Linked DNA regions of Mus musculus: regions 1, 2 and 3 are each linked to region 4. A link is a loop called in an ENCODE intact Hi-C map of the cell type or tissue named here. Cell type or tissue: left cerebral cortex. All regions are shown on one strand. Region 1 overlaps Lrfn5 (leucine rich repeat and fibronectin type III domain containing 5). Region 2 overlaps Lrfn5 (leucine rich repeat and fibronectin type III domain containing 5). Region 3 overlaps Lrfn5 (leucine rich repeat and fibronectin type III domain containing 5). Region 4 holds the start of Lrfn5 (leucine rich repeat and fibronectin type III domain containing 5).

What was found. Peaks named below come from ENCODE experiments on the same cell type or tissue, not always from the same donor. Only the 100,000 strongest peaks of a DNase experiment are listed, where the experiment ranks them.
Region 1: it touches region 4 in a loop (2.8-fold over the local background); 2 of 42 quality-filtered maps call a loop at or near these places.
Region 2: it touches region 4 in a loop (3-fold over the local background); 2 of 42 quality-filtered maps call a loop at or near these places.
Region 3: a loop joins it to region 4, with 2.5 times the contacts of the local background. A loop is called at or near these places in 2 of 42 quality-filtered maps.

Annotation. Positions count from the first base shown.
Region 1 is chr12:61,838,317-61,846,316 of GRCm38, forward strand. It overlaps Lrfn5 (leucine rich repeat and fibronectin type III domain containing 5), which reads left to right. Exons shown (of 6, transcript NM_001310586.1): 3 at 1,092-2,496; 4 at 4,996-5,708. The coding sequence starts at 1,112. Among named protein-coding and RNA genes, the nearest start is that of Lrfn5, 320 kb to the left of the region's middle. In left cerebral cortex, no CTCF peak of the experiment used is centred here; a DNase peak (open chromatin) is centred at 4,485.
Region 2 is chr12:61,719,371-61,727,370 of GRCm38, forward strand. All of the region lies in intron 2 of Lrfn5 (leucine rich repeat and fibronectin type III domain containing 5), which reads left to right. Among named protein-coding and RNA genes, the nearest start is that of Lrfn5, 200 kb to the left of the region's middle. In left cerebral cortex, a CTCF peak has its summit at 4,008 (motif pointing left); a DNase peak (open chromatin) is centred at 3,981.
Region 3 is chr12:61,828,721-61,836,720 of GRCm38, forward strand. All of the region lies in intron 2 of Lrfn5 (leucine rich repeat and fibronectin type III domain containing 5), which reads left to right. Among named protein-coding and RNA genes, the nearest start is that of Lrfn5, 310 kb to the left of the region's middle. In left cerebral cortex, no CTCF peak of the experiment used is centred here; a DNase peak (open chromatin) is centred at 4,899.
Region 4 is chr12:61,522,759-61,530,758 of GRCm38, forward strand. It overlaps Lrfn5 (leucine rich repeat and fibronectin type III domain containing 5), which reads left to right and starts at 409. Exons shown (of 6, transcript NM_001310586.1): 1 at 409-2,072. In left cerebral cortex, CTCF peaks have their summits at 287, 2,076 and 3,673; DNase peaks (open chromatin) are centred at 376, 795, 1,047, 1,731 and 3 more places; H3K4me3 peaks cover 4,837 bases; H3K27ac peaks cover 4,182 bases.

The DNA.
Region 1 (8,000 bases), 320 kb after region 4:
TACGAGATACTAGATATCTGCCTCTGGTGTACACTGAGTACCAATAAGTTCATTATTTAACTATGTTCCTCCACTTGCCTACTCATGAACCACCTGCATTATTTTCTTCCTGTTGATGTTTTGGATAACGTCTCCTAGAGAGATCACACCTCACTTTACTACTCCACTTATCAGCATCATGCAAAAGAATGGGAGTACCTGAAAACTGTGGTTTTTTTAATTGCACATTTTGTTCCCCCACTGAAGGTCTAGTTCAGTACTAGCAATCACCACAAAAGCAAAACCCTACCATTTGAGAATACTAATTGTTATTCATTATATCTACATTTAGTAATATGTGAAACAAGTGAGTATTATGGCATAATATTTTCACAAAAATATGTAATGCTCCTAGAAAAAATTACATTTTGTTCATTTTCAAATAAAGTTGGGTGATATACTACAGCATTTTCTCTCTTGTTGTGTAAAACTTTGTATATGCATTTATACGTTTGAGACTAAGATACAGCTTTTGGAGCCAGAATGTGAGGATTTAACAACATCTCATTCAACTATTAGTTATAAACTATTCCCACAACTAACATTCCACTCCTGCCTCTGTAGCTGTTGAGTAAATATGCTCACAATCTCTGGAACTCACTGGGTAAAAAGAGTTGTCTTAAACCAGATTTCTGTTTCTTTTCTGAAATCTTAACTCTCTAATCTCAGGCACAAATCTCTCTCTCTCTCTCTCTCTCTCTCTCTCTCCCTCTCTCTCTCTCTGTGTGTGTGTGTGTGTGTGTGTGTGTGTGTGTGTGTGTGTGTGTATGTGTATTTAAGTTGCTTGAGGTACCTTGGACATATTTTAGAATGGTTCTTAATTTACAGAAGATAGTAATCCTTTAATTTCTTTCAATTAATATTACAACCTGTCTAGTTATATTATTCTTCCTTAGTGTCTACCACAGATACTAGACAAAGAATATTAATACTCATTTGATATATTAACCAATACTACTGTTTCTGTGATCCTATTTATATAAAATATTCTAGTGCAGAAATGAAATATACAATTATTGAATTTCAAACTCTCCTTTATATCTTTTTTGCAGGCTCTTAATCCTGATCTACAATGGAAAAATTCCTTTTTTACCTGTTTCTCATTGGCATAGCTGTGCGAGCTCAGATCTGTCCAAAGCGTTGTGTCTGTCAGATTTTGTCTCCAAATCTTGCAACCCTTTGTGCCAAGAAAGGGCTTCTATTTGTTCCACCAAACATTGACAGAAGAACTGTGGAGCTACGGCTGGCAGACAATTTTGTTACAAATATCAAAAGGAAAGATTTTGCCAATATGACCAGCTTGGTGGACCTGACTCTATCCAGGAATACAATAAGTTTTATTACACCCCATGCTTTTGCTGATCTACGAAATTTGAGAGCACTGCATTTGAATAGCAACAGATTGACTAAAATTACAAATGATATGTTCAGTGGGCTTTCCAATCTCCACCATTTGATATTGAACAACAATCAGCTGACTTTAATTTCTTCCACAGCCTTCGATGATGTTTTTGCCCTTGAGGAGCTGGACCTGTCCTATAATAATCTAGAAACGATTCCCTGGGATGCTGTAGAGAAGATGGTGAGCTTGCACACCCTTAGTTTGGATCACAATATGATTGACAACATTCCTAAGGGTACTTTCTCCCACTTGCACAAGATGACTCGGCTAGATGTAACATCAAATAAACTGCAAAAGCTGCCTCCTGACCCTCTGTTTCAGCGAGCACAGGTGCTGGCCACCTCAGGAATCATAAGCCCATCGACTTTTGCATTGAGTTTTGGTGGAAACCCCTTGCATTGCAATTGTGAGTTGCTGTGGCTGAGGCGATTGTCTCGAGAAGATGACCTTGAGACGTGTGCTTCTCCTGCACTTTTAACTGGTCGTTATTTTTGGTCAATTCCTGAGGAAGAGTTTTTGTGTGAGCCTCCGCTCATCACTCGTCATACACATGAGATGAGAGTCTTGGAGGGTCAAAGGGCAACACTGAGGTGCAAAGCTCGAGGAGACCCTGAACCTGCGATTCATTGGATTTCCCCTGAAGGGAAGCTGATTTCAAATGCAACACGATCTCTGGTGTATGATAACGGGACACTTGACATCCTTATAACAACTGTAAAAGATACAGGAGCTTTTACCTGTATTGCTTCCAATCCGGCAGGGGAAGCAACACAAACCGTGGATCTTCACATAATTAAACTCCCTCACCTACTAAACAGCACCAATCATATCCATGAGCCTGATCCTGGTTCTTCTGATATCTCCACATCCACTAAGTCAGGCTCGAATGCTAGCAGTAGTAATGGTGATACAAAAATGAGTCAAGATAAAATCGTGGTGGCAGAAGCAACTTCGTCAACAGCATTACTAAAATTTAATTTTCAAAGAAATATTCCCGGAATCCGTATGTTTCAAATCCAGTACAATGGTACTTATGATGACACCCTTGTTTACAGGTAAGACAAATGCAGCCATAATGGATCTTTGCTGACCAATACAGTGCAGGGTTTGTTAAGCACTATGACTTTGTATTGTTTCTAAATTGAAACTGCTATGCTGTGCTGTAAATGTAGCAATCCAGCCTTCTAGTGGATAATGTCATATATGAAGTGATAAGTCTATGTGGGGAAGAAGTTTGAATGGCATTGTTTCAAATGGTACACATTTATATTTAATACTATGCCTATTTTTTTTAACCTCGTATGAGGGATGTGACTATCATACAAGACAGATATACTTTAAAATTTCAAAAACATACCAGAATTTACACATCCACCTGAGTGTTCTTTCCTTCAAGGAAGTCACGTTGGGAGGCTATCCCATTACCCCAAAGATGCAGCCATTGCTCAAAGCAGTTTTGGAGTTATCTTTAGAACCTTCGGCATACTATTTTGAATATCCTCAGTGGTGGCAAATCTTCGTCTTTGAGGGTGAGTTTCAATTTTGGAAATAAAGCCTTTTGGAGTCAAGTCTTGTGAATAAGGTGGGTGACCAAATGGGTATTGCCACTTTTGGGTGATAAATAGGATGTAATCATAAAGTATTGAGACTGATGCTTTGAGTGGTTGAGTTATGTGTGCGTATGCTGGTTTATGTGCATGGGTTCTTAAGATACTTCCAAAGAGGCTAAACATCATATTTTGAGCAGTAAAAGTATCACTGGAGTTATGTATGCAACTACTGGGACAGGACAGTGACGGAGAATTTGCATATGCTAATGAGTTTCTGGTATGTTTTTCTAAAGTTCAGCCTCATTGATTTATAGTCACATCTTGTCCAATTTTCAGTTGGAAATTCACAATTTTTATTCCATATAATTTTACACATGACATATTATTATGACCCCTAGGAAATGATCTAAAGTCACAGTTTTGAAAACCTATAACCTTTTGGGTAAGTTTAGTTTTTATATACAGAAACTAAACCCTTGAAAATAATTTGTGTTTCATTCATGTATGGAAAAGAGATTAATTTTTTAAAATAAATGTAGACTAGTGGGAAAAAAAAGTATAATAGCTAGCTATGTAATCAATCTTGGACCAGGTTCTACCTGATTGAGTTTTAATTTCCTCATCTTTAAAATGAGAACAATTAGGCTAAGTGGTTTCTAATATCCCTCTCATCAGTAAATGGTTGTGGTGGCACACTGTGACATATGAGTATTAGCAGAATGTAGTTTACTGCTGTTTCACAGGCTCTCCACACTCTCCACAGATGATATTCAATTGCTGTTCAATGAGAAATACTGACCTCACCCCACTTTCCTGTATTGTCCATACATTATAAGTGTTAACTCTGTCCACATTTTACTGGCAAAATCCCAAAGAAAAAAATTCTTTGTGGTGCTGAGATCCTTGCTGAATTCCTGACCAGAGTGAATGTTATCTTCAGAACATCAATATCCAATCCATTGCATTTTATAAAGTTTATATATTGATATCCAACATTTACAATACACTGACTTATTGGCAGCATTGATTTTGGTTATGAATACATGCTCTTGCAAATTTTCTGCTGCATTCAGAGCACACTATGTATGTCGTGTTCCATTTTAGTTTTTACCATGGTTTGAAATATTTATAATTCATTTTCAGGAAACAATTTTAGTTTCACTCTTTATTTCCAAAACAATAATACTTTAAATTGTACTTGGTTACATCTTAGAAAAAAGTTAGCAATAAATAGGAACACAGAAAAATCATGTCTATGGAATGGCTTCAGAGATTTCTCTAAACATTAAAAAAAAAAAAAAAGTCTCTTGATTGAGATTGTCACCGGCATATGTTGGCTCAGTGAATTCATACTCTTACCAAATGTTTTGTGTCCTGGTTATTGCTCACACATGCACATCGCACTCATTAAGACAAACTGGAAACTAAGGCAGAAGAAATCACGATGTCTGTAAATAAAATCTGTTCATCCTGGTAACAGTAGAAGTTCGTAAAGACAGCCTCAGCAGGTTCCATTCCATAGCAGCTTATTACTGATTTGGAAAGCAAATGCTCTGAATCACAATTCCATTCTGGTTGCTAATGTGATTGTCAGTGTTTTCTCTCCCTTCAAATTGCCTTTCAGCCATAGAGGTGTTGTAAGTGCTAAATGGATTTGTTTAGTAGTCAGATAATGTCATAGTCACACCTTTCGAAAGCAATTTGTCATAAATGATTTTTTTAGCAATGGCTTTTTATTAGGAGTCCTGCTTTGCCAAGCATTGTAATTAGTAAGCTTGTCACGGCCTGGTGCAGGCACCATTAATATAATGCGAACTGTAACAATGAGCTTTCGGCTCTTCTAACTGGGTAAATATAAGATCAGTTCACATCTCCATGTTTCATATCTGCTGTAAATGTGCTTATCTTAATGAGGATTGAAGGAGACAGACCTAAAGCCATAATGACTTTGCGTATATGTGTTGTTTTGTTGCTAATACTAACACCTATTCCATTGTCCCTCAGAATGATACCTCCTACGAGCAAAACATTTCTGGTCAATAATCTGGCATCTGGAACTATGTATGACTTGTGTGTCTTGGCCATCTATGACGATGGCATCACTTCCCTCACTGCCACAAGAGTCGTGGGTTGCATCCAGTTTACTACGGAACAGGATTATGTCCGTTGCCACTTTATGCAGTCCCAGTTCTTGGGTGGCACCATGATTATTATCATTGGTGGAATCATTGTTGCATCCGTGTTGGTTTTCATCATCATACTAATGATCCGGTATAAGGTTTGTAACAATAATGGGCAACACAAGGTCACGAAGGTTAGCAACGTTTATTCTCAGACTAATGGGGCTCAGATGCAAGGCTGCAGTGTCACGCTGCCCCAGTCCATGTCCAAACAAGCCATGGGCCATGAAGAGAATGCCCAGTGCTGTAAAGTTGCCAGTGACAATGCAATTCAGTCTTCAGAAACATGTTCGAGTCAGGACTCTTCTACCACTACCTCTGCTTTGCCTCCTACCTGGACTTCAAGTGCGCCTGTGTCTCAAAAGCAGAAAAGAAAGACTGGCACGAAGCCAAGTGCTGAGCCGCAGAGTGAAGCTGTCACAAATGTTGAGTCCCAAAACACTAACAGGAACAACTCAACTGCCTTGCAGTTAGCTAGCTGCCCTCCTGATTCTGTTACAGAGGGGCCCACATCTCAAAGAGCACATACCAAGCCAAGTAAGTTTCTCACTGTGCCTGCTGAGGGATCTAGAGCCAGGCACAGGGCCTCCCTCAGTGGAGGTTTAAAGGACTCTTTTCACTATGGTAATTCCCAGCTGTCTCTTAAGAGAAGCATGTCTATGAATGCAATGTGGACTTAGCACTGTATTTCTGATGTTTGCTATGGAAAAGGAACTGTTTTAAATGTGTAGTGCGTATAAGAATCCTTTGTGTAATCTATTTTCTCTTTCGAAAAAGCACAGTGATAATTCACAGAGGAAATTGAAATTTGAAACTCTTCTCTTTTGTGTCTGATACTTCCACTTAGGATTTTAGAAACCTTCTAAGAGATAAGAGTATAGTACCTTCATATACATGCATGAAGGTTACATGAATAAAATGGCAAACTTGGGAGAGCAAGAGACCACAAGAGTGCCTTCTCCTTCCCTAAGGCTAATATACAAGCCCTCTGATATACAGCAAATCAAAAGCAGAACTCACAGGGCCAAGCGATTTCTCAGCCTATAAAGGCAGCAAGCCTGCCAATCCTGACCAATTAGTGAATGGGAACCAATAGTGGAAAGAGGAGAATGGACTTCCACAGATTGTCCTCTGACCGTCATCCTAGTCTCACACCACCATCTACACAAAATACGTAACAGTTTCTTAGGTAAAACCCTATCACATAAAAATTAGATTTTGTAATTTAAACAGAAATCTGTTTATGGATAGCTGAACATTTTCAATTGAAGGCACGATATTATTTTCAGTGACAATTATGTTGTAAGGAACAATGTAATATTTCAATTTATTATTCAAATTAAGCATTGCCAAGAAGGCTAAAGTAAGTAACCTTCTAAAGAAAAGTCTTGGTTCAGGTGCCAAAATTGGGCAAAGCTACAATTTTTTCCCATAATTCAGATTCTTCAGTGGAAGATAATATAAAAGGAAATTTATTTTACATTTATCATATATGCTAATCCATAGAAATATAAAGGTGATCACAATTATTCTGAGCACAACTGTTGAATGAATGTGTTTTATTTTTTAATAAAAGGTAAAGAATCAGGTAAAAATGCAAGCCTGATTCTTTAAACAAGTGTTTGCTTTTATCACCAAGAAAATAAAAACTTCGAAAGGAGGACTTGTCTGGTTAACACATTGCTCATTAATCAGAGTGACTTTTTTTTCTCTTATTTGTTATAAATGTGCTGTTGAATGCTTGTCTTTTTAAGTAAATTAAAAACAAAACAAAACAAAAGACTGTGATAAATATAATCATATGTATTATAGCAGGGATGCAATACTTTTAAGAAGTATGTAAAATTAGTTGTATGTTTCCTGGATAAAACATTCTTGGAGATTCATTGAAGTCGTGATTCATAGATACATTCCTATATGGGGTTATTAAATGATACACACGGTTCCATTTTTTTCTTTCTAATTTTACTTTCATCTTACTGGGAGGGTCAACTCAGCACACAGGTATCCCAAACTGACCTCAATCCCACTTTGAGTTTAAGATTACCCTCAAGGTTCACTTACATTTTTTATTGGCTATTTTATTTATTTAAATTTCAAATGTTATCGCGCTGAAAGTGTTTGCAACCCCATAGGAAGAACAACAATGTCAACCAACCAGAACTCCCAGGGTCTAAACCACCAATCAAGATCGACTTACACACATGTTTCCACTGCTGGGGTGCTGGGATTATAGATTTGCACCACCACTTCTGCCTCAAATTAAGTCAATTAATTTAAATTTGGCAGAGGTCCATTTTATCAAGTGCATCCTCTAGCTGCTATTAAATGAGAGGTCAGATTGAAATGATTGGATATGAGTTTAGTGTCAGCCTTTGTAACTGTTTCAGAGCTTGCTGAGCAGGCTCCTTTGTGCTTTCTAAATCCCATCCCTTTCTTGCTTCCTTTATGAGGGTTTACTTTTCACTGAGCAAAGGCTAATCTTACTCCACTGCCCCATAGACAGCTCCTTGAGGACACGTATGGTCACCTGTGTGGAAGTAGTTCATAAAAGCATAGCAACTCTCAAGGTAGAGTGACTCTCCTCACTGCTATGGTAACAATGCCTAATTCAAACTGTATTTTGAATTCACACTGATCAAATTATTTCTAAGAAAGTATAAAATGGCAGCAGCATTTTAATCTTTCCATTCTGAGATTTACTAACTTCTTACTACACTGTTGAATGGGCAAAGTTTTCTAGTCTTCACAAAGAGATGCTTATAGAGGACAAGAAGACCTGGAGATCAAAGAGAATAGGCAACACAACATGCCTGCTGGAAACTACTG
Region 2 (8,000 bases), 200 kb after region 4:
TCCAGGATCTGTTCATTAATGACAGAGAGGTGTTGAAGTCTTCCATTATTAATGTGTATGGTGCAATGTGTGTTTTGAGCTTTACTAAAGTTTCTTTAATGAAAGTGAATGCCCTTGCATTTGGCGCACAGATATTCAGAGTTGAGAGTTGATCTTGGTAGATTTTTACCTTTCATGTATATGAAGTGCCCCTCCGTGTCTTTTTTGATAACTTCAGGTTAAAAGTAGATTTTATTCGATATTAGGATGGCTACTCCAATTTGTTTCTTGGGAACATTGCTTGGAAAATTGTTTTCAATCCTTATATCTTTTTATTGAGGAATTGAGCCCATTGATATTAAGAGATATTAACAAAAAGTAATTGCTACTTTCTGTTATTTTTGTTTTTAGAGGTGGAATTCTGCTCTTGTGGCTATCTTCTTTTAGGTTTGTTGAAAGATTACTGTCTATACAAAGAATAAACAGGCTGAGAAAGAAATTAGGGAAACAACACCCTTCTTAATAGTCACAAATAATATAAAATATCTTGGCGTGACTCTAACTAAGGAAGTGAAAGAGCTGTATGATTAAAAACTTCAAATCTCTGAAGAAAGAAATTAAAGAAGATCTCAGAAGATGGAAAAATCTCCCATGCTCATGGACTGGCAGGATCAACATTGTAAAAATGGCTATCTTGCCAAAAGCAATCTACAGATTCAATGAAATCCCTATCAAAATTCCAACTCAATTCTTCAACGAATTAGAAGGAGAAATTTGCAAATTCATCTGGAATAACAAAAAACCTAGGATAGCAAAAAGTCTTCTCAAGGATAAAAGAACCTCTGGTGGAATCACCATGCCTGACCTAAATCTTTACTACAGAGCAATTGTGATAAAAACTGCATGGTACTGGTATAGAGACAGACAAGTAGACCAATGGAATAGAATTGAAGACCCAGAAATGAACCCACACACCTATGGTCACTTGATCTTCGACAAGAGAGCTAAAACCATCCAGTGGAAGAAAGACAGCATTTTCAACAATTGGTGCTGGTACAACTGGTTGTTATTGTGTAGAAGAATGCAAATCGATCCATACTTATCTCCTTGTACTAAAGTTAAATCTAAGTGGATCAAGGAACTTCACATAAAACCAGAGACACTGAAACTTATAGAGGAGAAAGTGGGGAAAAGCCTTGAAGATATGGGCACAGGGGAAAAATTCCTGAACAGAACAGCAATGGCTTGTACTGTAAGATCGAGAATTGACAAATGGGACCTAATGAAACTCCAAAGTTTCTGCAAGGCAAAAGACACCGTCAATAAGACAAAAAGACCACCAACAGATTGGGAAAGGATCTTTACCTATCCTAAATCAGATAGGGGACTAATATCCAACATATATAAAGAACTCAAGAAGGTGGACTTCAGAAAATCAAATAACCCCATTAAAAAATGGGGCTCAGAACTGAACAAAGAATTCTCACCTGAGGAATACCGAATGGCAGAGAAGCACCTGAAAAAATGTTCAACATCCTTAATCATCAGGGAAATGCAAATCAAAACAACCCTGAGATTCCACCTCACACCAGTCAGAATGACTAAGATAAAAAATTCAGGTGACAGCAGATGCTGGCGTGGATGTGGAGAAAGAGGAACACTCCTTCATTGTTGGTGGGATTGCAGGCTTGTACAACCACTCTGGAAATCAGTCTGGCGGTTCCTCAGAAAATTGGACATAGTACTACCGGAGGATCCAGCAATACCTCTCCTGGGCATATATCCAGAAGATGCCCCAACTGGTAAGAAGGACACATGCTCCACTATGTTCATAGCAGCCTTATTTATAATACCCAGAAGCTGGAAAGAACCCAGATGCCCCTCAACAGAAGAATGGATACAGAAAATGTGGTACGTCTACACAATGGAGTACTACTCAGCTATTAAAAAGAATGAATTTATGAAATTCCTAGCCAAATGGATGGACCTGGAGGGCATCATCCTGAGTGAGGTAACACATTCACAAAGGAACTCACACAATATGTACTCACTGATAAGTGGATATTAGCCCCAAACCTAGGATACCCAAGATATAAGATACAATTTGCTAAACACATGAAACTCAAGAAGAATGAAGAGTGAAGTGTGGACACTATGCCCCTCCTTAGAATTGGGAACAAAACACCCATGGAAGGAGTTACAGAGACAAAGTTTGGAGCTGAGATGAAAGGATGGACCATGTAGAGTCTGCCATATCCAGGGATCCACCCCATAATCAGCATCCAAACGCTGACACCATTGCATACACTAGCAAGATTTTATTGAAAGGACCCAGATGTAGCTGTCTCTTGTGAGACTATGCCGGGGCCTAGCAAACACAGAAGTGGATGCTCACAGTCAGCTAATGGATGGATCACAGGGCTCCCAATGGAGGAGCTAGAGAAAGTAGCCAAGGAGCTAAAGGGATCTGCAACCCTATAGGTGGAACAACATTATGAACTAACCAGTACCCCGGAGCTCTTGACTCTAGCTTCATATGTATCCAAAGATGGCCTAGTCGGCCATCACTGGAAAGAAAGGCCCATTGGACTTGCAAATTTTATATGCCCCAGTACAGGAGAATGCCAGGGCCAAAAAGGGGGAGTGGGTGGGTAGGGGAGTGGGGGTGGGTGGGTATGGGGGACTTTTGGTATAGCATTGGAAATGTAAATGAGCTAAATACCTAATAAAAAATGGAAAAAAAAAAAGAAAGATTACTGTCTTGCTTTTTCTAGGGTATAGATTCCTTCCTTGTGTTGAAGTTTTTCCTTTATTATCCTTTGAAGGGCTGGATTTGTGGAAAGATATTGTGTTAATTTGATTTTGCCATGGAATGCTTTGGTTTCTCCATCTATGTTAATTGAGAGTTTTGCTGAGTTTAGTAGCCTTAGCTGGCAGTTTTGTTCTCTCATGTTCTGTATGACATCTCTTTAGGCTTTCGTAGTCTCTGGTGAGAAGTCTGGTGTAATTCTAATAGGTCTGCATTTATATCTTACTTGACATTTTTCTCTTACTGGTTTTACTATTCTATCTTTGTTTAGTGTATTTGGTGTTTTAATTATTATGTGTCAGGAAGAATTTCTTTTCTGGTACAGTCTATTTGGAATTCTGTAGGCTTCTTATATGTTCATGGGCATCTCTTTTTTTAGGTTAGGGAAGTTTTCTTCTATAATTTTGTTGAAGATATTTATTAGCCTTTTAAGTTGAAAATCTTCATTCTCATCTATACCTATTATCTTTAGGTTTGGTCTTCTCATTGTGTCCTGTAGTTCCTGGATATTTTGAGATAGGATTTTTTTTTTTTTTTTTTTTGCATTTTGCATTTTGCACTTTCTTTGCTTGTTGTGTCCATGTTTTCTATGGAATCTTCTGCATTTGAGATCTCTTGTATATTTTGTAATCTGCTTGTGATACTTGCATCTATGGCTCCTGATATTTTTCCTAGAATTTCTACATCCAGAGTTGTCTCCCTTTTTGATTTCTTTATTGTTTCTACTTCCATTTTTGGATCATGAATGTTTTTTATTTTTTTTACTTTTTTTTTAAATTTATTCACCTTTTTTATTGTGTTCTCCTGTAATTCTTTAAGGGATTTTTGTGTTTCATCTTTAAGGACTTCTGTTTATCTGTGTTCTCCTGTATTTCTTTATGGGAGTTATTAATGTCCTTCTTAAAATCCTCTACCAACATCATGAGATATGATTCTAAATCTGAATCTTGCTTTATCCGGTGTGTTGGGGCATCCATGACTAACTGTGATGGGAGTACTGGGTTGTGATGATGCCAAGTAGTCTTATTTTCTGTTGGTAAATTATTAAACTTGCCTTTCTTCATCTGGTAATCTCTGGTGTTAGATGTTCTAGCTGTCTGTGGCTGGAGCTTGTTCCTCTGTGAGTCTGTAAGCCTGTGTCAACACTCCTGGGAGACCAGCTCCCTCCTGGCAAGAACACTGCACAGAGGTCTGTGGAACAGCTCCACCTCCTGGCTGCAGATGTAGGCCTATAGGACCCTGTTTCAGAAGCTCTCTTGCTTCTGTGTCCTTGCTCTCCTGAGTGCTTTAGAGAGATGCAGGAGGAAATGGTGATCTCTCCTAAGTCCTGGGGGGTCAGAGCACTCCCTGGAGGCAAGGTCTCCTCTGTCAGGCTAATTCCACTGAGGACTGGAGATCACAACTCTTTATTGCAGATGTAAGCTCATAAGAACCTGTTATAGAAGCTCTGTTGCTTCTGAGGCCTGTGCTCTTCTGAGAGGACCACCTTATAGAAATACCTTTGATTGGGTATCTTTTAAAATGCTTTTAAAAGCATTACTCCTCTATAAAGATTTTAGTGTGTTCCTGTGGCCTACCATGCAGACCACAAGAGCAGCACAACCAACACAGTTTTAGAGATGCACTTCTGATTTTTAACCCTGGATTTAGCATGAAAGATACATCTTGTGACCTAATGTAAAAGCAGTTCCTGGTATAAGAACTGTACAAAGCAATGGTGAAACCTCCAGAGAACTCATGCAAACTCCCAACTTTAATTGGCATAAACACAATTAACTGCTATAATACATTTTATTACAACCATAGTACACTGAATATATGTTAGGTAAGTTAAACTCCTATTAATGGACATCACTAAGAAAGCAAAAGGCTTATGTTGTCATAAGAAAATTTTCTTGAGAATTAGAGCCCAATTTCTTCATGTAATCCTGACTGTTAATGAAGCAAAGTCAGATTCCACTGATGGGAATAAAGCTGAGTGTAAACCAGCAAGTGTTAGAAAAATTTTAACTTACATTTAATAAAAAATAAAAATACCAACCTGCAAATTCATTTGATGACTTTTCTTCATATTTTTGATTAATCTAATGCCTTCATTTTATTTTATGCATTAATTATCTACCTTTTTATGTTTGATCAGTTCTACTGATAAGTCTTTTTCCTGAACATTTTCTAATTGGTTATTGAGATTTTTTCATTCAATTTTCACTTCAATTTATACTATCTTAAGTATTTCTATATTTTTATTGAATTCAAATTTTAAGCCCAAAACTCTTCCCATCTTTTTATTCAGTCATATATTGTTGGGTTTTTTTTCTTCATTCTGGATTTATTTCTATATTCTTTGTGTTTCTAGAGCTTTTTATGAAATGGCTTCTTTAAAGTCTTTGAATTCTTTAGTACGTCTGTAATTGTTCTTTCAAATATTGTGCTTGGTTTGATCTAGATAATTATTATTGAAGAATATTTCTATACTACTAGGGGCTTGTGGGGAGCATGCTCTCTTGGCTTTTCATAATGTTTGTGTTTTTGAAGTGTTTTGAAGTACATATGAACTTCTTTTCTGTGTCATGTGTCTGATATGTGATTACAGTTGCTTCCACCTAGTGGAACTTTGTTTCTCTACCTGTTGTTGCCTGAGCTTGGTTGATTTCAGATCAAGGATGAACAGTAAATGGGTCATTCCTTCAGTACATTTTGGACAGGAATGTTTTTAATTGCATTGCAGCCATGATAGTAAATGTGGGTGACTCCCATATAGGTTTGCATAAACTTACTTATATGTGTTTGACCTCAGAGTCTGAGGACAGAGCAGATCAGGGCATTCTGTGGACTGGGCTAGTGAATGAGCTTCATGACCCAAGCTAAGCCTGAAAGTATAAGGATTGCAAGGAGAGGTGGAGGTCTTGGTCACTAGACAGACTGTGAGACTTGAGCTAGAACTTCTGGGAGAATAGACAGGATGCAGTCAGATAGGTTCCTAGGGAACTATTCATGCTTAGCTGAAGCACATGCCCTAAAAGCCCAGCCAATTCTGAGAGTTTGGTCTGACTAAGATCGGTGAGAATCTTCATTTTGTTTGTCATACCTTCTGGAGGTACAGCATTCAAACAGGTATAAAAGTACACACATACATGGCAACTGTCTTTCTATAATTTTAGTCATATATTTAATGGTGACAGGTATGTATGTCTGTATGTATGTTTTCATGAATACAAGTATGCTCATATATATTCATCCAATATTAAAATAACCCTATTCTCTCCCTCTTCCTCCCTCTCTCTCTCTGTGAATTCATAAGGACAAGAGATAGCATAAAAGTTCATTATTATTCACCTCTTCCTCAACAGATCATAATTCCCAAACATTCTGAAAGGTGCCATGTTAATGTTACATTTTCAAGATGACTGTCTGGTTAGCAGGACTGGGCAGGCTTCAATACCTGCACACACTATATTTGATTCTGTCAGAGTGTACGATGTCAGACAGAGTCAGAGTAATACTGCAAGTTTGAGCACTTTAAGATTTGAACTTAATTGTGCTTAGCAGTAAAGCCTAAACTAAACTAAAATCAGCAGACTTAGGAACAAAAATAACCTTTTATACAATAAACAAACAAATAAGCAAATGGTAACCGAGGAGGAAAATATAATCAATGAAGAATATTTCTGTTCTTATTTTGTTTCCCATTAAAATCTATTAACAAATTGCCTCCGCACATATGGCACACAAGAGAGTGTAATTTACCACATAGGAAAAAAAAAAATCCTCTTGGACTTCGCATTACAAATCCTGGCATTAAAAGCATATAGCTTTCAGACTTGAAACAGTGGCTTATTTATTTATTCTTCTAATGAGGGAATCAGCAAGTTGATGAGTGGATCCCAGTCTCTATTCATTGTTTATCAAAAAACAATATCCTTCGTTTTGTTTTCCTCGAGTCATTCCTATTTTATCCTACTATTTTTCTTCCAAGATACAGTGTTGTGACTCACCTACAATAAAATTAGATGCCTCTGCACTTTATATATTGTTTGTTTAACTGAATTTTATAACTTATGTTGTCTTAGTACTTACTAGAGAACAAAGTGATTTTTCTATAATGGTAGCCAACAAAATTGTTAAATAAAGTTAATGTAATGAAACTATTTTTTAGGTAATTACATTCAGAGCCTTTCTCCATTTTGTACAGATCACCTGAACAATGGAGTAGTAATGGAGAAATTCATTAAGGATATGAGCCTAATCTAGGAATGAGGAGGGAATTAAACAAATGAGACCTACTGCCTACAGTATTAAAAAGCATGTGTCCAATACCTATAGACTATGAGAATTGAGAGCAAACTCAATACTCAATATTCAAACTCTGAAAATAAAATGAAAACAGAAAACTTATTTGCTATTCTTAAAAGTGGCTATATTCCTAGTACTAACATGTTTATAATATTTGAAAGTGACTAGATAAGTAAAAGCTACTGTTACTATGCAGTGTCTACAAATATATCTTCAAATTACCTTCAAATCCCTCTATTAGAAACCTTAACCCTTTGTATTAAAATGAAACTTACACAGCCAATGATGCATGCATAGTTCCTTCCTTTTTAAATTAATTATTTACATCTCAAATGATGCCCCCTCCTGACCCCACTCTGAGAGTTCTTTACCACTTCCCCTTTACCTTTGAGAGGGTGCTTTACTGCCGACCTTCTTCTGATATCCCTCTTCCCTGGGACATCAAGTTTGTACAGGATTAGGTGCATTATCTTCTACTGAGGCCAGACAAGGCAGTCTTACAATCCATATGTGTCTGGGGCCTCAGATCAACCCCTGTATGCTTTTTGGTTGGAGGCTTAGTCTCTGGGAGCTCCTAGAATTCCAGGTGAGTTCACAATGTTGGTTTTTCTATGGGATTGCCATCCCCTTCATCTCCATAGATCATTCCTCTAAATCTTCCATGGGGGCCTTGACCTCCGTGGGTGTGACCTTAGACAAAATACCTAATAGTGGGGAGATGAAACCTGCAGAGACCACCTGCAATAGTGAGACAGGACCCCCAGTGGAGTCATGGGAACATCAATCCACCTTCAAAATGTTTGAACCAGAGTTGTTCCTGTCTAAAAGAAATGCAGGGATGAAAATGGTGTAAAGACTTAAGGAAAGGACTACCAGTAATAGGCTCAACTTGGGATCCATCCCAAGGGTGGGCTTCAAA
Region 3 (8,000 bases), 310 kb after region 4:
ATGCTCTCCTCTTGAGATCCTACTTACCGTCACCTCCTCATCTGCAGGCTCCGTATCGGTGAACCTTTTAGAGGGGCGCTTTCTCTTCCATCTACATCATCCATCTTCTTTATAGCTCATTTTTACTTACATATCAGAAAAAGAATAAAACTTTTCCTTATCTCACTATAACCTTTTAAATGTATAGCTTAGGAAATACATTTCATATACAAAATAGCTTATCACATGTCTACATATCTATCTGTGTCACAGATTATTTTTACTGATGCACTGCTGGCTTAATTACTATAAATTTTAAGTAGAATTGTCACTTTTTCTACATGCCTCAATCCTTTACAGAGTAATTTCCATTTTTTTTTTTTATGAACAACATGTATGGAGGTCTCTGCACACAGAAGCTAATTTTAAGGAAACTGATTTAAAAGTATCTGACTGACTGTTGTTACTCTTCCTGATGTCATAGCACTGTTGGGAATCTTTAGCTGTTCTGTATGAGGCTGTCCTTTTTTACTTCTTTCTTTTCCCACCTATTTTCTGTTAGAGGAAATGCACTTATCACTTATTTGTGGCATTTCTCTATATTCACAGATTTCTGATGACATTATAAATTCTGAGCAAAGAACAAAATAAATAAAAGAGGAATCTGATCACACAAGTAAGAATATACTGATAGGTACTGTTGTACGGAATCCATTCTCCTTTCTACTAGCTATAATTAACATATTTTTTTATGGAATACATAGGATTCAGGATGGAAGCATTTGGAAGGTCATAGCCATATCCTAGCATGCCAAAGTGAAATCATAGCTGGTATTTAAGCATACAATTGGCATTGCCATTTAAAAAGCTTTTAAGTCAGTCATCAATACAATGCACCAAGAGACCTGGAAAATAAGTGAAAAATTATGTTATGAACGTAAGAATCTCAAAAACCATTACCCTTTTCTACAGTAAAAACACATAATACATATTCACAATGTATAACCTAATATTCTAGGTGTGATGTTAGCTTCAGAAGGGGTCACTCTTAATTACATTTTATCAGTTCATATGACCTGGAATGAATTAATAGTTCTACCTTTGAGTTTATCTTTGAAAATTAAATGTATGTAATTTATGTGCAATTACAAGAAGCTGAAAGAGTCAGATACATATATTTGCACCCAACCAAAGGACAGAAGCAGCTGACCCCTGTTGTTGAATTAGGGAAGGCTGAAAGAATTTGAGAAGGACAATCCTATAGGAGGACCAGCAGTCTTAATTAATCTGGACCCCTGAAGATTTTCAAACACTGTACCACCAAAAGGACATCATACACCAGCTGATATGAGGTTTCCAACACACATACAGTAGAGGACTTCCAGATCTATGTTCATTCAGAGATGATGCACCTAACTCTCAAGAGACTGAAGGTCCCAGGGAGTTTAGAGGTTAGATAGGATGGATGGTGGGGGAATCCACATGGAGACAGTGTGTGGTAGGGAGGAGGTGTGGGATGTTGAGCAGTGGAGGGTGGGAGGGGAGGGCGAGGTATGAAATATGGAGTATAAAAAATAAATTACAAATAGTATTAAATTTAAAAAAAAAAGAAAAGAAAAGAAAGCAGTTAGGCCCAAGAAGGCCTAATAGTTTAACAGTTAAAGAAAGAAAGAAAGAAAGAAAGAAAGAAAGAAAGAAAGAAAGAAAGAAAGGAAGAGAAAAGAGAAAAGAGAAAAGAGAAAAGAGAAAAGAGAAAATAGAAAAGAGAAAAGAGAAATGGTAATTAGATACCCATAAATCCATGATTTATTTATTTATTACAATGCGAAGACCAAACCTAAGGATAACAGGGATAGAAGAGAGTAAAGATTCCCAAAGTAAAGAGCCAGTAAATATCTTCAACAAAATTATAGAAGAAAACTTCCCTAATCTAAAGAAAGAGATGCTCATGAAGAAGCCTACAGAATTCCAAATAGATTGGAACGGAAAAGAACTTCCTCCTGTCACATAATAATCAAAACACCAAGTGCTCTAAACAAGTAAAGAATATTAAAAGCAGTAAGGAAAAAAGGTAAAGTAACATATAAAGGCAGACAAACTAGAATTACACAAGACTTCTCACCAGAGACTATGAAAACTAGAAGATCCTGGGCAGATCTCATATAGACCCTAAGCGAACAAAAATGCCAACCCAACTCTCAATTACCATAGATGGAGAAACAAAAATATTCCATGAGAAAACCAAATTTACATAATATTTTTCCACAAATCCAGCCCTACAAAGGACATGGAAAACTCAAACACAAGAAGAGAAAGTATACCCTAGAAAAAGCAAGAATGTAATCTTTCAACAAACCCAAGAGAAGATAGCCACACAAATATAAAAATAACAGGAAGCAACAACCACTGTTCCTTAATATCTCTTAACATCAATGGACTCAATTCCCCAATAAAAAACAAAGACTAATAGACTGGATACATAAACAGTGCCCAGCATTTTGTTGCATACAGGAAATGCACCCCAGTGTCAAAGACAAACACTAAATCAGAGGAAGAGCTGGCAAACATTTTCCAAGCAAATGGTTCCAAGAAACAACCTAGAGTTGATATTCTAATGATATTTCATGATATTCTAATATCATGAAAAAAAAGTGAAAAAAAAAGTGACTTTCAACCAAAAGTCATCAAAATAATAATAATAATAATAATAATAATAATAATAATAGACACTTTATACACATCAAAGGAAAATTCTACTAAGAACTCTAAACATCCATGCTTCAAAAGCAAGGGCACATACATTCATAAAAAAACAAAAAAACCCAAAAAAACAAAAAAAACATAATGCAACTCACACAATAATTATAGGAGTCAACACTCCACTCTCATCAATGGAAAGATCAGGGAAACAGAAACTAAACAGAGACACAGTGAAACTAACAGAAATTATGAACCAAATGGATTTAACAGATATCTATAGAACATTCATCATAAATAAAAAAATATACCTTCTTCTCAGCATCTCATGGTACCTTCTCCAAAACTGACCATATAATTGGTCACAAAACAGACCTCAACAGATATGAGAAGATTAAAATAATTCCATGTGTCCTATCAGATCACTACTGATTAAGGCTGGTCTTCAATAGCCACACTCCCAAAGACAACCCCCCCAAAAAAACAAAAACAAACAAAAAAAGCAAAAAACAAAAAACAAAACAAAACAGAAATCCCACATACACATGGAAGCTGAACAATGTTCTACTCAATGATAAATTAATCAAGAAGAAATAAAGAAAGAAATTAGACTTTTTAGAATTTAATGAAAATGAAGGTACAACATACCCAAACTTATGGGACACAATGAAAACAGTATTAAGGGCGAAAACTCATAGCTCTGAGTGCTCCTGAAACGAAACTGGAAAGTGCATACCCTCACAGTTAAACAGGACACCTGAAAGCTCTAGAACAGAAAAGAAGCAAATAAACCAAAGAGGATTAGAGAGCAGGAAATAATCAAACTCAGGGTTGAAATCAAACAAGTAGAAACAAAAAGAACTATACAGAGAATCAACCAAACTAGGAGCTGATTCTTTGAGAAAATAAAAAAGATGGATATACCTTTAGCCAGACCAACCAGACGGCACAGAGACAGTATCCAAATTAATAAAATCAGAAATGAAAAGGGAGATATAACAATAGAAACCGAAGAAATCCAAAAAAAACAATCAGATTCTACTACAAAAGCCTATACTCAACACAACTGGAAAATCTGGATGAAATGGAGAATTTTCTAGACATATACCAAATAGCAAAGTTAATCAGGATCAAATAAACCATCTAAAAAATCCCAAAACACCTAAAGAAATAGGTGTAAGACGTTAAGTCTCCCAACCAACCAACCAACCAAACAAACAAACAAAAACAAACCAAACCAACAAACCTCCCCCACAGGACCAGATGATTTTAGTGCAGAATTCTATCAGAACTTCAAAGAACACCTAATGTCAATATTCCTTAAACTATTCCACGAAATAGAAACAGAAGGAACACTACCCAATTCATCCTATGAATCCACAATTACGCCGATATCAAAACCAGACAAAGACCCAACAAAGAAAGAGAACTTCCGAAAAATTCTGTTATGAATATCAGTGTAAAGATTCTCAATAAAATTCTTGCCAGTGAAATCCAAGAACACAGCAAAACGATCATTCACCATGATCTAGTAGGCTTCATCCCAGAGATGCAGGGATGGTTCAATATATGATAATCCACTACATAAACAAACTCAAGGAAAAAAACAAACAAACACATGATCATTTCAATTGATGCTGAAAAAGCATTTGAAACATTCAACATCTCTTCATTTTAAAAGTCTTGGAAAGATCAGGAATTTAAGGCCCATACCTAGACATAGTAAAAGCAATATACAGCAATTTCCTGAGCAGAACACCAATAGCTTATGAACTAAGACCATGAAATTACAAATGAGACCTCATAAAATTACAAAGCTTCTGTAAGGCAAAGGACACTGTCAATAAGACAAAAAGCAACCAACACATTGGGGAAAGATCTTTACCAACCCTACATCCTATAGAGGGCTAATATCCAATATATACAAAGAACTCAAAAAGTTAAACTCCAGAGAAACAAACAACTTTATTAAAAATGGGAAACAGAGCTAAACAAAGAATTCTAAACCTGAGGAATACCAATTGGCTGAGAAACACCTAAAGAAATGTTCAACATCCTTAGTCATCAGGGAAATGCAAATCAAAACAACCCCTCATACCAGTTTCTACCTCATACCAGTCAGAATGGCTAAGATAAAAAACAGCAGATGATGGCAAGGATGTGGAGAAAGAGGAACACTCCTCCACTTCTGGTGGGGTTGCAAGCTGTTACAACTACTCTGGAAATCAGTTGGCAGTTCCAAAAAAATTGGACATACTACTACCAGAGAACACAGCTTTACCACTCCTGGGCATATACCCAGAATATATTTCAACATGTAATGAGGACACATGCTCCACTATGTTCATAGCTGCCTTATTTATGAAAGCCAGAAGCTGGAAAGAACCCAGATGACCCTCAACAGAGGAATGGATACAGAAAATGTCATACATTTACAAAATGGAATACTACTCATCTATTAAAAACAAGGAATTCATGACATTCATGGGCAAATGGATGGGACTAGAAAATATTATCCTTAGTGAGGTAACCCAATCTCAAATGAACACACATGGTATACACTCACTGATAAGTGAATATTAACTCATAAACTCAGAAAATCAAAGATACAATTCAGAGACCAAATGAAGCTCAAAAGAAGGAAGACCGAAATATGGATACTCTGGTCCTTCTTAGAAGGTGGATCAAAATACCCATGGGAGGAGAAAAAGTGTGGAACAGACACTGAAGGAAAATGTACCCAGAGAAGGCCCTACCTGGGGAACCATCCCATATACAGTCACCGAACCCATTCACTGTTGTGGATACCAACAAGTGCTTGCTGACAGGAGCCTGATATAGCTGTCTCCTGAGAGGTTCTGCCAGTGCCTGACAAATACAGAGGTAGATATTCTCAGCCAACCATTGGACTGAGTACAAGGTCCCCAATGGAGGAGCTAGAGAAAGGACTAAAGGAGCTCAAAGAGCTTGCAGTCTCATAGGAGGAACAAAAATATGAACCTACCAGTACCCCTAGAGATCCCAGGGACTAAAGCACCGTCCATAGAGTCAACTTGGAGGGATCCGTGGTTCCAGCTGCATTCTTAGCAGAGGTTGGCCTTGTGGGACATCAATGGGAGGAGAGATCCTTGGTGCTGAGAAGGCTCGATGCCCCAGTGTAGGGAAGGCTGGGAATCAGGTGTGGGTGGGTTGGTAAGCAGGGGGAGGGAGGAGGGGATAGGGGCTTTTCAGAAGGGAAATCAGGAAAGGGGATAACATTTGAAATGTAAATAAAGAAAATATCTAATAAGAAAATGGTAATTACTGTTTTATTTTATTTTTATACTTATTCTGTTTTTCATAATGCACAGCCATAAAAATTTATATATACATATATCTTATAAGAAAATACATTTTCTCATGAGTTAGACATGAAAATATAACTTAGTGTGATACTAAGAATCCACTGACCTACTTAACTGTCTAAATTTAAATATTAAAAGATAGGTTAATTCAGAATTTCTCCTATTCCACTTTTTGTTTTAATTGTACTTGCTCTAATTAAATATCATTTTTTAAGCTTCAAAGGGTTTATTTAGCAACATGGGGATGTTTTATGGATATTAACTAACTATAGTCAATATGATAATGAGTTTTAATATTAAATATTAAAGACCATTTGATCATTATTATGTCAGATTTTGACACCTGAGTGTGATAGATGTAATCCTAATGTCTTTAGTATGTGCCTTTATGGAAAGTGTGGATTAAATTATTTGTGCTTTGTTAGGGAGAGCTGTCTTAGTAGTTATAGGCACCTATTGCCCAACACCTATGTCAAGCAATTAACTACAACCTGGAAGCAGCATCAAGGAACTAATACTCTTGACTGGCCTCCACAGGAACTCACACACATACATATATGCAAGAATTAAAATATGTAAATAAATAAATTATGATTCTAAGTTCTCTAAGGAAATTACGTAAACAGAAAGTAAAAAATGTTCTTTCAATTTTATAATCAATTGTGTTTCACTGAATAAAATATCCTTGTCCGAAGTTGAACCAGTTCAATACCTCCTACACTCAGAATCGGTGGACATTACTGATTGCCTCTGGGTACTGGTCTGAACAATCTTACACTAGCTGACATATTAGAGCCCTCCTGAAGGAAGAGCAGCTGCCAGGGAAAGCAGACACTTAACTCTGCTATACTGGTTTCTCTACTAAATACATTATAATCTGTGTTGCTTGTAAAATCTGAATTTGCTTTGATACCCCACTCCAGTTGCCAAATAAACACTAGCTCTTGAGCATATGTTACGTAACACTCATAAGCAGAGAGTTGTATAAAAATCATTTTATAGTGTGTGTACAGCATTTGCTTCTTTGCTTATACATGAGTTGTTTTGTGCCTGAGAAGAGTTCTCTTGAAAGAACATGTAATTCAGAGATGTGGAGAAATTATCTAAAGTGTTACAACAATGTTCCAACTTCGGAGTGTTACATCCCTTCTAAAATTCTTAGCCAAACCTATTTGTGTAACTTACATTTTGATATTTCTAGAGAGCAAGAGACAGATGTTTTTAAGTTTATATGCCTAGATTAAGCATCCATATCTTGTTAATATTTTTAGCTTTAAAATCATTATTATAGTAAAATATAATTACTGTCTAAGTGGTTATCAATGCAATGACAAAACTAATTATATCTTAATCCTGGTTTGGATGAGGAGATAAAACTGTTTCCTTGCATGGTTTCTGGTCTTAAATATTTTGAAAACTAAAGGTTTGCCTTGTGCTACTCACATTGGAAAGCTCACCCAAGCAATTCATTTTTATCAGTACTTAGAATTGTTAGATAGAATTAACTGGTTAGAGAGTTTTTACATCTATTTTAAATTTATTCTAAATTTTTAAACAGTCAAAACTTCAGTGACATTTCTGTTATCTCTTGATACAGCAGTAAGTTGTTCTATGAAATAGGAAGCAAATTTAAATTTAAACATAATATAGAACCGAGGAAATATATCTCTTAAAATCATCATTACTCATTTCTTACTAAACTACGGGGTAGTATTGTATAGTCTCTTTGACTTAGTCAACGTTTGTATTCCTGGACAAAACATCATGACCAAGAAACAAGTTGGGAAGGAAAGGGTTTATTCAGCTTACACTTCCACATTGCTGTTTCTCACTAAAGGAAGTCATGGCTGGAACTCAAGCAGGCCAGGAAGCAGGAGCTGATGTGGAGGCCATGCTGGTGGGGTTCGGGATTTCTTATTGGCTTGCTACCCCTGGCTTGCTCAGCTTGCTTACTTATAGAACCCATGACTACCAAGCTAG
Region 4 (8,000 bases):
TTTTTAAATTTAAATCATTATTCCCTTATTCACAGGTCAGTGGGCGACTAGATCAGGCAGTTCATTTCCAACAGAGGGATGCCCCAGAAGTTAGCTTTCTCCCTTCAGGTTTTCCACCGCTTCCCCTCCCCCCTTCCTGCAACGCCCCCGCGCCTCCTCTGCTTAGGGATTTGTAGGCACGGCGCTAACCCTCTCCTTGCGCCCGCGGAAAATCGGTTCTCTGAACACATCCAGCCCGAAGTCTCAAAGGCCGAGAGCACAGCTGCTACTGCTTGGGGTGTCTCCTGTTTCTAGGGTTCTGGGAGGTGCGGCCGTTCTCGTCACTGCAGCTAGGGACCGGCTCTCGGCCGCGCGCCCGCCGCCGCCGCCGCCGCCGCCGCCTCCATGCTGCAGCGCGGAGCGCAGCTCCTCTGGGCCGGCGTTGCCTGCTCGCACCACGCTGGGGAGCGGCTCTCCCAGGCCTGCCGGGGCGGCGGCTGCCTGCCCGGACTGCAGCTTCCCGCCTTGAGCCTGAGCTGAGGACTCGTCCCAGGGCCTCAGCCAGCGGGAGGGGCGCCCACCGCGCTGTGTGCAGCGGCGCAGGGAGGTGGTGAGCCCGTGCAGAGCAGCCGGAGCTGTGTGTGTGTGTGTGTGTGTGTGTGTGTGTGTGTGTGTGTGTGTGTGTGTGTGTGTGTGTGTTCGCCTGCGAGCTTTTCTTCTTCCCTTGAAGATGTGAGATGTGAATGGCTTCTTAGCTAGCTGGTCCTTAGGATTCTGGACTTTGTGGAGCTGTGGGCACAACGCACCCATGTAATTCATGTTGTGTGGTCGGTTATCTTAGGGGAAAAAAAAAAGGCGCAACTCGACGGGGGTGGGGCAGATCCAGGAAACATTCTGGAAAGGAGAAATAGAAAGAGAGAGGCGTAGAAATGTGAATATTGAAAGACCTGAGAAGACTTTTGGAATCTCCCGGCTGGCCCTTCAGTTTTCCCGGCACTAATCTGGAGGTTTTCCACCTTTTCAAGTCATCTTGGTGTTCCTCTAGTGTTTTGTAAGCCTCTTTTCAGCTAGCTGCGTGTGTGTATGCGTGTGTTTGTGCGCCTGTGTATGTGCGCGCGCCTATCAGATGCATTTGACAGTCTTTTTTCCAACTGCCCAGAAGCAAACGTGTTAACTCAGAGATGCCCCTCCGTGCCCAGGTTCTCGCAGAGCATGGAGGACACCCAGACCGGTTTTCCAGGCTGGATTCTGGGAGGCTGATGGGCTGTGAACCCAGGTGTAAGGATCACTTAATCCAGAGGCTTGGAAAGTGGCTGTATTAACGAGCTTCCAGGTACATCGCAAGGTCAAGAGAGGGACTTGCAGCTGTATTAATTCCCTGCATCTTGACTTTCCTGTTTTGGTCCGAAGAATATGAATGTGTCTGTCCACAACATTTGAAGCCCAAACTTCAGCACTCCGAGCTGGTTTACTGTACAAACAAGGTAATGAGGATTGCTTTTCAAACTGCTTAACGAATCCCCGACGCTTCCACAGCCCTTCCAGGACTCCCTTTCTGCCCAGCGAAATGTCACCAGCTTTTGAATTCCAAGGATTTGGCTGCAGGAGAACTTGAAGGAAACGTGATCAAAGGGCTATGTGAGAACGCGACTGCTCTTTTTGCCGGTAGGCTGGTGGGCTTCCGGACCGGATCTTGAGAAGGACCAGAACTGTTTCTCCCTCCCGGTGCGGTTCTGGGAGTGCTTGTGCAAGTGTGAGTGCGCGCGCGCCCGGCTGAGAATGTGTGAGTGTGTGTGAGCGTGTCTCTGTGTGTGCGCGGCCGCCCTGCTTCTGCCCGCTCCCCGGGCGCGGAGCCACCGGTTTGGGCGATTTGCGCTGATTCCCCACCCAGCGCGACCTGCGAGCAGCGAAGGCAGGGGCAGGAGCCACCTCTCTGACTCCCTAGGATGCGGGTGCTGAGCTATGGCAAAGGGCAGCGAAGTGATGAGCTAGACCCCAGTACGACTGTGAAAGCCACCTGGAGCCACCTTGCCTGGATCTTACCTGCCGGCAGAAAGTCTTCCTATGACCGTCTTTCCCCCTAGAGGCACCAGGTAACAATGAAGGACTACTTGCCTCACCCACTTTCCTTAAGGTCTTGTTTCTAGCATCTTATCTGCATTGCAGGCTACTTTACTTATTAATGTTTTGAAAATCATTAGAAAGGGCTGGGTATCCAAGAGCGCTTGCTCAGTGACGGGGTATGCAGTTTCTGGTATATAAAATGTAAGTCTATATCTGGACACTTATTGTGGTAGCGAAATCTATCTGTCTGTCTATCTATCTATCTATCTATCTATCTATCTATCTATCTATCCATCCATGAATACATCAAGCCTGAGGATAGTTTTTGAAAAGGGCCAGGCTTGTTGAACCTGTCTGAAGGTGCCAGAGATGAACGGTTCATGTTTCCTTCAGGCTATGGTTGCTGCGGACCATTTGGTAGCCAACCCTCCAGATACTGAAGTGAGATCCGGTGTTTGTTTCCCCGCCCCCCACATCTATCAAAGATCTTTTATTTTTTCTCCCCAAAACCCCTTAACCTCTGTACCAAGGTTCTCTTGATGTGCAGGATCTTCCCAGATCCTTTCAGTAGTTGTGAATTAAGAATCTCGAGACTTTGATGTGAAATGGAGTTTTCTTGGGACTTGCTTAGGATGAAAAGGAATTCATTGTCGAGTGTGCGTGTGTGTGTGTGTGTGTGTGTGTGTGTGTGTGTGTGTGTGTGTGTGTGTGTTGAGACTAGGTGTTTAACTGCCAGGCTTTGATTTGAGGTGGCATAATATATACATGAAAAGAGGTCGTTTTTATATGTCTAGGAGAAGGAGGCCAAAAACCAATAGCCACCACCCAGCCCAGCCCTAGCCCCAGCCCCAGCTCCAGCCCCAGCCCCAGCCCCAGCCCCAGCCCCAGTGACAACATCAGCCCTGGCCCCACCTGCTTTATCTCAGAGACGGGCAGAGGTTTGTGCCCCAGTGTTTGTTTTTGTTTGTACAATAGGTATTTTGAAAATTCCATCTAGTGCTTTGATTTAAAAGCAGGTTGGATTTAAGACTGCCTAATTAACATACTAGATCTGATATGTGAAAATGGAGATTCCCTTCACTTGAAGAGGCTGAACAAATTTAGTTAACTTCCGAAGCGCCTTATTCTTGTACCTTGTACATTCTACCTTCTTCCCCCACCATTGCTTGTTCCCTACAGAAAATTCCACTTCCTTCTTGAGGGCGCTTGAATTAACAACATAAAGGTACTTCCAAAGTAGTCTTGTCAATGTTTAATTCCAGAGTGAAGAAGGTCTGAAATTTTCAGCTGAGGAGTGCTGGTTTGTCTCCTGCCTCCCGAACTGCCTGCTAGTTTGGCCTGGTGGGTCAGTGGTTCCCTGCTCTAGGAGGCAGAGATAGGGACTGACCTATGAAGGTGGAACTGAGTGTGTCCGTGGTGTCTTCTGTTTGCAAAAGCTGCTTAGGGTGTGCAGGGAGACTGCCTGATTGTCTTCCATCCCCTCCGTTTCTGTAGCTATCCATCTGATGGCATTTGCAGATCACAAGCTAATGTGTAGCTGCTCTAGTTGTCCCTGCGCGCTGACGTCCGGACTCCTTCTCTGGAGTCTAGAATTGCTGCTGCTGCTGCTGCTGCAGGGTGGTGGTGCTACAAGGCCGTGAATGCAGCGGGCTTTGGGGGCTGGGCTGTACCACTGCAGCTGGCAGGTCTGCTTTGACACTACATGGGGCGGGGCTGGAGAGCTCAGCTAGCACCTAGCAGACAGTGGGGCTCCTTGTGGCCCCTGTGACTGCCTGAGTCTGAAGGAAGGGAGATTGGAGATGAGTAGGGCGGTGGTGTTTGAGCATCTATTATGACTAGAGCCCCTCTCCTTCATTCCCGATATATATGAATATTCAAGACCATGTGATGAAAGCTGGCTACAAAAATTGTTTGACATTCAAACATTGCATGGTTTATCAGGATTGAAACCTTGAAGCTAAGTGCATTTTTTCGACATACCTATTCTTTCTGTCTTCTCCTGCTCTTCCAGATGACACCAGGTCATTTGCAGTCCTGTTTTGCCTTCAGTTAAAACAAAAACAACAACAAAAACTGTAGCATATGTAATCAACTTATCTTTTACTTCCAACATGAAGTCTAGGAAAGCCACTTTTCATACAGATTTAGTGTATAACTTCAACTCAGAGGAAGGATATAGATGTTAACTCAACTCAGGCAGTAAGACAATGCATACTCTACTGTCTGAGGTCTAATGAGGAAAAAAATAAAATAGTATCATTGCCCAGATCCCAAAAGGTATAAAGGAAAAAATAAAAAAAAAAACTAAAAATAACAAGATTTGAAAGAATTAAGGAGAATTTCATATCAAATGTCTTTTCTTTTTAAGTAAATTTATTTGGAATCTTCTATCATTCAAAAAATCCTACAAACAATGCTGCCTTCTGTGATAAACATCAGAGAGATGCCTTTTTTTCTTGTCCTAAGTTTGTGTGGAATATTGACAACATAATAAGTTGCAAGCCAATCACATATGTGAGAATGACCAGACATAAAATTTCTGGTGAAGAATGTTAGTACTTGAATAATACATATTTTCCCATCTCTGTTTCACCTCTCTTTAGCCTTTACTCACTTAAGGTTTCATCTTTTGCAAGTCAGTTCCTATATTTGTTCACCCATTCTTCAGGGAAGGCAGACAAATCTGTAAACCAAGTTTTAAATGCTCAGAAGCTCAGACAAATATTGCGGTTTAAAAAGGCCATTCCTTTGTGGAGTTAGGTTAAATGTTATGAGGAAATAGAGCTCCTAAAGTAGAGTGAAGGAATAAAGGAAGGAAGGCAGGAATAAAGGAAGGAAGGAAGGAAGGAAGGAAGGAAGGAAGGAAGGAAGGGAGGGAGGGAGGGAGGGAGGGAAGGAGGGAGGGAGGGAGGGAGGAAGGGAGGGAGGGAGGGAGGGAAGGAAGGAAGGCAGGCTAATGCTGGCTAAGGTGTTTCTATCCAGCTTGTTAGACATTATCCCTAGGCATAGCTATTCTGTTCTTGTTCATTGATGGATTATGACACTGAGAGTGAGTTTCCCAGCCAGGAACTCGTACTTTACAATCATTTTTTCGTCATTTCTAATAGAAAACAAAACAAAACAAACAAACAACTGGGAATTATGGGCCACACAGGACAGGGGCGAGCAGAGTCAGCTTGAAAGGAGTTGACATGTGATTTCATCTTCTAGATCAATCCTTTCAGTGACTTCCCTTTTCTCTTTTAAAAAGAATGACCTTGAACAAGACCTATATTCTGTGTTTTGCAAACCTCTCTTAAAAATCGTTATGTATACAGAAGCATTCTCATACATTTCAGCTTTGATATGAGGCTCCTGTACAGACAGGTTTGTTTAAGGAAAAAAGTTCATCTATTTTTGTCTTTCACTGATTTCAGCCAAAAGTAATTTCTTTCCTCTTTCTCCAGAGAAATAAAAGAGATGAGGGTGTCTGATAGAGAATGCCCCACTCTTCTTCTTTTTGTGCTATTATTTTGTTCTCTCCTGCCATTCAGTAGATTTTTGGTGTTGAAGTGTTATCTTCTTGTGTCACTAGTATTTAAGCACAGTCCCATGTTACTCCCACCTCCATCTTTCCTGAAGGGACATCATTTCCTTTTTTCCTTTTAAGCCAGTGCACTGCTGCTTGAAGCACTTTTGGCTTGGTGGTTTTGCTGAGTTTTCTAGCTAGTGAAATTAGGACCATGTTTTCTGCTGACTCTCTTGCTGTGCTGTTATGTGGTAAGGATGAGAAACTTGCAGCTATTTAACAGGGCTCCTGTCCATCAGTGAAACTATTCCACAACAACTACTCAGGTCTTTTTTCAATTGCATTGAAAACATTTTTTTTTTTTTTTTTTTGGCTAACACTGAAGTAAGAGGAAGAAGAAAACTCACTTGAAATTTTCTAAAGAATAAACTAGCTAGTCTGTTTTCTTATTCTAGTGATTTTATTTACTCAGAGATGAAACATACTGGGATTTTTTCAGGTTTTCTTTTCTTTTCCTTTATTTTTTTATACAATGAAAATAGTTCTAAGCTTTATGGTTCATGAAAGAGTGATGTTTAAAATGTAGGCCTTATGCACATGAGTGTGGCTCTCTAAGATATACCACCAACGTATGTTAAGCCATTCCAGTGATCCATGTACACAGTGAAGTTTTGAGAATGGGTCCACCTACTCAGTCTCCATAGCTTATACCCTCATTTGTATGCTTTCCTTTAGTCTTAGAACCTGAGGAAGTATACTTTAAAGATCCTGTGGTGTAGGGATGGTGCTGTTTATAACTATAGAAATTGTTTTAGCTAGGGGTAAACCATATAATAGTACTCCATCATCATAAATCAAACAGTATTATGATGCCCTCAATAAATAGAGAAGAATTTTATTCAGAAATAGTTGATGCTAAATTTAAAGCAATTATTATTTATTTTTTTAAATTCATGGTGCTCTGGCAGACACTGCTCTGACAAAAAGCATTTCACCGTGTTATATGATAATTTAACGGTAATTATGAATGATAGGTAACAAGTGATGGGAAATTACAATGTAATTACATGATTATATAAAGGACTATCAGTACACCAAAGCCAAGTAAAGTGGGTGGACAGGTTTTAATATTTAAGCTACATAAAGTATTTTTAATATTTATCTAAAACTGACTTTGATAGTTCATATTTCTTTTTTTAAACAGATTTATTTATTTATTTTATGTATTTACACTGTAGCTATCTTCAGGCACACCAGAAGAGGGCATTGGATCTTAATACAGATAGTTGTGGGCCATCATGTGGTTGCTGGGAACTGAACTCAGGACCTCTGGAAGAGCAGTCAGTGCTCTTAACCACTGAGCCATCTCTGCAGCCTGATAGTTCATATTTCTTCACCTACAGGGTTAGGTGGGAAATTATCTCCTTACATAGGAATTGCCAAGGTTAAATCGGGAAATATCAAATGACCAATTTCTTCCTTTCTTGAAAATAGAAATATATCGCATGTTATGTCTTGTTCTCATTTTGAATATTCTTGGTATAAATAAATAAATAAGTTACATAATACATTGCAAACACTTTCAATGGAGTTTCTTAGTTTCTTAGAATTAGTGTTACAATTCCTGTGAATCATGATCGCAGAATTTGGAATGAAAATTGAATCTATTTTTACATTTACTACAGAAAAGGCCCTAGAAAGGATATATAGTAAGATAAACGATTAAAGTTAAGAGTTCTTTAGCAAATGTTGGGAAAACTTTCTGAATTCTTAAGAAAAGTTTGAAAAAAAAAAAAGACTTTAAGACATCCTCAATCACAACTAGTGTGTTGAATTTAAACAGGAACAGAAGCCTATCAACACTACTCATCTTAACGTGCTTGCTTTGCCCTTTTCAGCTCCATTTAAGAAGTGCTACCCACACAGGAAGGAACATTATTCTTACTCTCTAGAGGCCATGTTTCTTTGACCTCTCCAAACCAAAGAAGGACTTTCCCCAGGCTCAGCACACAGTCTCCTGCTAAGCTTACCCCGAGCCTCATTTGCTGCCTCCACAATAGATTTTCCTGGACCTCCGTGACACCACCTCCAAAACTATAGGCTATCCAAATTAAAGCAATGTACTACTGGAAGCATATTAACTACGTGAAAACTAACTCTTTCCTTCTTTCGTTGTCTGGAATGAAGTATTTTTTTCTCACTTGATTTTTAAAAAATTGTTTTCATTAATTTTTAAACAATTTAATACATCTGCTATATTTGAAAAAAAAAACAGAGCAAATGTACACATTCAAGCAATATTAAAAGAATTGGGAAGACTTTAATCATACCATGCAAAAGGGGAGAAATTCTACTATATCCAGAATTTTATTAGCACAAGATTTCTGGGCATTGGTAAATATCAAATGATTAATTAATATTAGTGGTAAATATAAAAATAATAGTAAAA